Linked DNA regions of Homo sapiens: region 2 is linked to region 1. The links are chromatin contacts, found by Hi-C in ENCODE. All regions are on one chromosome and are shown on one strand. Each heading gives the region's core, a stretch centred on a gene start or an enhancer-like site at or near the end of the contact. The rest is flanking DNA. Distances are from core to core; before and after follow the strand shown. Region 1 holds the start of CNIH4 (cornichon family member 4). Region 2 has its middle 17 kb from the start of LBR.

What was found. Hi-C counts contacts between places; a loop is a spot of excess contacts on that map. Pooled maps may share reads with other maps.
Region 2: a loop to region 1 is called in a pooled map, with 6 times the contacts of the local background. The contact joins the enhancer-like site here to the promoter of CNIH4 in region 1. A Hi-C loop is called at or near these places in 2 of 50 pooled maps.

What each region holds. Positions count from the first base shown.
Region 1 is chr1:224,355,397-224,358,143 of GRCh38, reverse strand. CNIH4 (cornichon family member 4) reads right to left here and starts at 1,265. Exons shown (of 5, transcript NM_014184.4): 1 at 1,151-1,265. The coding sequence starts at 1,219. RefSeq lists enhancers at 415-915, 1,473-1,612 and a silencer at 823-1,192.
Region 2 is chr1:225,443,773-225,446,472 of GRCh38, reverse strand. No RefSeq gene overlaps it. Among named protein-coding and RNA genes, the nearest start is that of LBR, 17 kb to the right of the region's middle. RefSeq lists enhancers at 1-322, 1,218-1,267, 1,768-1,837 and a cis regulatory region at 1,124-1,663. Within about 2 kb of position 1,437, at least 31 of the 41 ENCODE cell types and tissues checked have a DNase peak (open chromatin) inside an H3K27ac peak, as active enhancers do.

The DNA.
Region 1 (2,747 bases), core at 16-2,515:
AGGAAATCTGATTCCAAATTTTGTCCCTTTCCACTACAACAGGATGCCAGTCCACAATGAAAAATGAAGCTGCACTGAACATATACTCTGTACGACTATCCTAAAGCCCGCATGCTCTAGCAAACAAATGGTTTAATCCGATCAGAAACAGGTACATGTGATTTCCAAGAAAGGAAGCTGAAATGCGGAGTTCCTCATACGTTTTTTCTTATATTTAATTACTTAAACCTGGATGGTGCAATACAACATTGGGCAACAACTAAGCCTAGATGCTTTGTCAAGAGATGGGAAGAGTTGTAGCCGACATGGCTACTGCAGTGCTAAATTCAACCACCATTTATTGCTCTGGAAAACAGTTTGAATACTGCAACTTAAGTTTTAACATGGATCGATAGAAAAATTTAAAAGCTGAGAAACGATTGGGAACTACAGCAGATGTAGTTATTGAATTTACAGATCTGCAACCACCGGGGACAACCAAAATAATCACTTTGTAGACAGTTGTTAAAACAACTCCTTTCCAACACTCACTACAAAACGGCACAGTGAAGGAAGCAACTTCGCTCCTTTGGCGAATGAGTCAACTCCTGGATGTGAAAGGTCCCTGCAAGTACTAACACCCGCCAGAACAAAGGGGCGGGTGCCGGGGGTGTTGCGTGGGGAACAGGAGGAGGCAAATGGCCCGCACTTATCCCGGCACCCGACTGTCGCAAGCGACCGCCCTTGGGACCCCCAATATCCGACGAAGAGCACGGCGCAGGGCCTCTCCCAGAAAAACAGCGACGCTTCTCTCCCGAGGGCGGCCGTGGCTCAGGCAGGGCTGGTCCGGGCGCCGCGGGGACGAGCGGAGAGCAGGCGGGCAGGCCGAGACGGGGCGCGCCCGGAGAGGCCCACTCGGACCCGAGTGAGGGGCGGCCGGCAACCCAGGCAGGGCAAGTGCGTGCAGGGCAGCAGGGCCCGTCGGGTAGGGCAGCCAGCCTCTCCTACCCGCTCCGGGGCCCGCGCCACCGCCCCGGCCAGGCCAGCTCCCAGGGAGCCCACGCCCGCCGCCGGGCGCCTCCCTAGTCCCACACACCTGCCCGGGTGCCCAACTGGCCCACCCTCAGCCGTGTCCCCCGGCAAGGCGTTCGCCTGCCTCAGGCAAGGATACGAAGTAGACCGAGAGGAAGATGAGCGCGCAACAATCGAGGAGAGAGAAGACGAACACCACCGCCTCCATCCTCCTCCTCCGTCGCCGCCGCTCCTTCCGTCAAACCCGCTCGGATGCCCCGACCCACCCCTGATAGGCCCTTGCCGGGGCTGGCTGAGGCGTGTGGTCCTCGAATCCTGGTGTGGCATGCCGGGAGTTGTAGTCCATATTTTAAAAAACTCTACGGCCCTAATTCTGACGCATGCTGGGAATTGTAGTTCATTAGTACAAGTCCATATCAAAGAGGTGGGCAGGGCCTCTTTCATAAATCCGATTATTTCCAGAAATGGAATTAATCAACAAGTATTTACTCAACGCTTTTCTTTTAAAGAGCTGGGGTCTTGCTCTGTCGTCCAGGCTGGAGTGCAGTGGCGTGATAGAGCTCACTATGACCTCGAATTCCTGGGCTCAAGCAATCCTTCCACCTCAGCCTCCCGACATGCCCAGCTAATTTTATTTTATTATTTCTCATTTTATTTTATTTTTTGAGACAGGGTCTCACTCTGTCGCCCAGGCTGGAGTGCAGTGGCATGGTCACAGCTCACTGCAGCCTCTACCTCCTGGCCTCAGGTGATCCTCCCACCTCCGCCTCCTGAGTACCTGGGATTACAGGAATGTACCACCACGCCTGGCTAATTTTTTGTATTTTTAATAGAGATGGGGTTTTTGCCATGTTGCCCAGGCTGGTCTCGAATTCCTCGGCTCAAGCGATCTGCCTGCCTCAGTCTCCCACAGTGCTGGAATTACAGGCCTGAGCCACTGCACCAGTCTCTACTGAACGCTTTTAATCCGGATATCCAGTAGGATGTATTTCCCATGTGTGAAATTTTCTTTAGAGTTGGCTCTAGAACCATTGCATTCCCTGACTTAGGATTTGTAAGGGGTTTTCATCTCAAAGCACAAATCTAACTTAATGCTCCTGGCTTGACTTTTGCGATTTGCCCTTCCCTTCCTGATTTCAATTTCTCCAGAGATTTCACAGTCCTTTGTTTATCCTCTCCTACAGCAATGTTTCTCTCCTCTCTAGATTTTAAGATCTTTAAGAAGTGAATACGATGTCTTACTCATCCATTCATTCATTTAACAAATACAGTTGTATTTGCAGGGGCTACTTTCCAAGACCCCCAAGTGGATGCCTGACACGATGGATAGTACCAAACCTTATGTGTACTATGTTTTTTCCTATATATACATACCTATGATAAAGCTTAATTTATAGATCAGGCACAGTAGGAGATTAACAAGTAATAATAAGATAGAACAATTATACTGTAATAAAAGTTATGTAAATGTGGTCTTTCTGTCTCAAAATATCTTATTGTACTGACCCTTCTTTTTGAGATGATGTATGATGATAAAATGCCTATGTGATAAGATGAAGAGACAGATGCAGCCTCTCCAGTGATTTTTATATTTTTCAGTCCAAATCTATTCTTACATTCATGTAACTATCCATTACTTGCAGTAAGTGGCTTGGTATCACTCGTTTTAGGGAATCCCTCACTGAAGTCTTTGTATAGGCTCAATACTTTCTGGCTCAACACGTTGCCATCAATTG
Region 2 (2,700 bases), core at 188-2,687, 1.1 Mb before region 1:
GTTTTGCAAAGACACGATCTTGGTTAGCCCTTCCCTGGCGCTATGCTGCAGGAAGCTTCTCACAGGGAATAGTCCACACTGTAATCTACCTCAGGCAGGTGTGCTGCTGGGAAACTCAGTTAATGATGTCTAATCTTTAAGAGCCATGGGAAACTCAGGAAGACCTAGCTGGACAGATACTACTCAGACATTTTCTCAAATAAGTGTGGCAGAGCCACTCCTCATCTGGTTCTTCCAGTCTTAGTTACCTGCCGAGCCAGGTGTGGCAGGTGTCAGGTACAGGGATCTGGGAGCTCAGAGAGCAGTAGCAGGAGCTTTAGGCTTCAGTTTTTTCTCCCACTTGATGGCCCCAGACGCCTTGGTGAAGTGAAATGCTCCCTGCCTGGGGCTCCAGGATGCCTTCGAGTGACTGCCTTAAGGTTATTGTGTTTTCTTGTGGCTACGCCAGGATGTTCTGCTTCACCAAGCATTTCCATCCTCAATCGTCATGTCCCTACTGAAACTCTGTGTTCTCTTCTCAAGCAATTTTCTGGTAAAAACATTTTCCTGGCTAGCCTGTAAGCATTGCTGTCTAGCTTTTGTGTTAGCACTGATTCAGATGGCCACTACCCACTCTGTGCAGCAGACTTTCAAGACCAAGCAGACTGATAGGCAGGCAGGAGGGTGGAGTTCTCTACCTGCTGGAATGCCCTGAGGCCCAGAGAAGGGATGGACAGGGCATCAGTGTCTCTCCCGTGTCTCTCTTGCCTTCAACCACTGACTCACCCATGTTGTTTCTCACTTAAGTTAAAACACACAGAGGGGCTGTTCTTAGAGAAAGTCTAACTCGGCTGGGCGTAGTGGCTCACGCTTACAATCCAGCACTTTGGGAGGCCGAGGCAGGCAGGTCATCTGAGGTCAGGAGTTTCAGACCAGCCTGGCCAACATGGTGAAACCCCGTCTCTACTAAAAATACAAAAATTAGCTGGGCATGGTGGCGCACACCTGTAGTCCCAGCTATTCAGGAGGCTGAGGCAGAGAATCGCTTGAACCTGGCAGGCAGAGGTTGCAGTAAGCAGAGATCACCATTGCACTCTAGCCTAGGTAACAAGATCGAAACTGTCTTAAAAAAAAAAAAGTCTAACTCTACTTTTGATCAAATTGTATTCTTGCAAACAATTTTGCAAGAAATTGATTGTCTCATTTTGATGCCATGATGACATTTTGGGAAATGTTTCCAAGTTGTTACAGTTTTCTAGCTGCCAGGACCTGGGTGCTTCCTGTGGCAGACAAAGGGTGACTCCGCGCATAGGGTGCCAAGAGGGAGGGCTCCACTCCATTCTGAACTTTTACACATCAGCCTCCTGCAAGATAAGCTTCCTGGTTTTCATATTACAACATGAACCAAACCGCAGAGGTTATGACTTCTCTGTGTTTTAAGCCCTGCCCACTTCCTGCTCACGTGCCTGGTCTGCAACGACCATTTATTTCAGGATGTGAAGTCAAAAGCAAAGCCCAAACAATAGTGAGCGGCTTCTGAGCCAAGCTCGTCAGCCTGCTAACCCACTCAGAACTGCCCCATCTTCAACATGAACAAGTGCTTCTGGAACAAATACCAGCCAATTTCACACAGTCCAGGCCTTTGACATGAAATACGGATCAGCTCTACATTTATGCACGACAATGTCGATTTGTTATCTGTTGGAGTGATTGTATACCTTCGGTGGTAGAACTGAGGTTCCCAGGGGAGCTATTAAGAAAAAAGCTTTTCTGGCACGGGTGCGGTGGCTCACGCCTGTAATCCCAGCACTTTGGGAGGCCAAGGCTGGTAGATCACCTGAGGTCAGGAGTTCGAGGCCAGCCTGGCCAACATGGTGAAACCCCATCTCTACTAAAAATACAAAAATTAGTTGGGCGTGATGGCGCATGCCTGTAATCCCAGCTACTTGGGAGGCTGAGGCAGGAGAATTGCTTGAACCTGAGAGGCAGAGATTGCAGTGAGCCAAGATCGAGCCACTGCACTCCAGCCTGGGTGACAGAGCAAGACTCCATCTCAAAAAAAAAGAAAGAAAGAAAGAAAGAGTTTTTCTGGCTAGGTGTGGTGGCTTATGCCTGTAGTCTCAGCTACTTGGGAGGCTGAGGTGGGAGGATTGCTTGAGCTGGGGGAGTTTGAGGCTGCAGTGAGCTATCACACCACTGCACTCCAGCATGGGTGACAGAGCAAGACCCTGTCTCGGGGGAGAAAAAAAAATGCAAATGCTTTCCTGACAGAACTAAGAGAGTTTGGAACTAGGGTTCTATAAAGTCAGCCCTGGTGTGGGACTTCTGTTATTACAGAGAGTACAGAAAGTGTCCTAAAAGGACAGCTGGGTGGCTGGGCATGGTGGCTCACATCTGTAATCCCAGCACTTCGGGAGCAGAGGTAGGCGGATCACCTGAGGTCAGGAGTTCGAGACCAGACTGGCCAACATGGTGAAACCCTATCTCTACTAAAAATACAGAATTAGCTTGGCATGGTGGTGCATGCCTGTAATCCCAGCTACTTGGGAGGCTGAGGCAGGAGAATCATTTGAACCCAGGAGGTGGAGGTTGCAGTAAGCTGAGATTGCACCATGGCACTCCAACCTGGCCAAAAAGAGCGAAACTCCATCTCAAAAAAAAAAAAAAAAAAAAAAAAAAAAAAGACAGCTGGCCAAACAGCAATAGGCTGATCATGTGTAT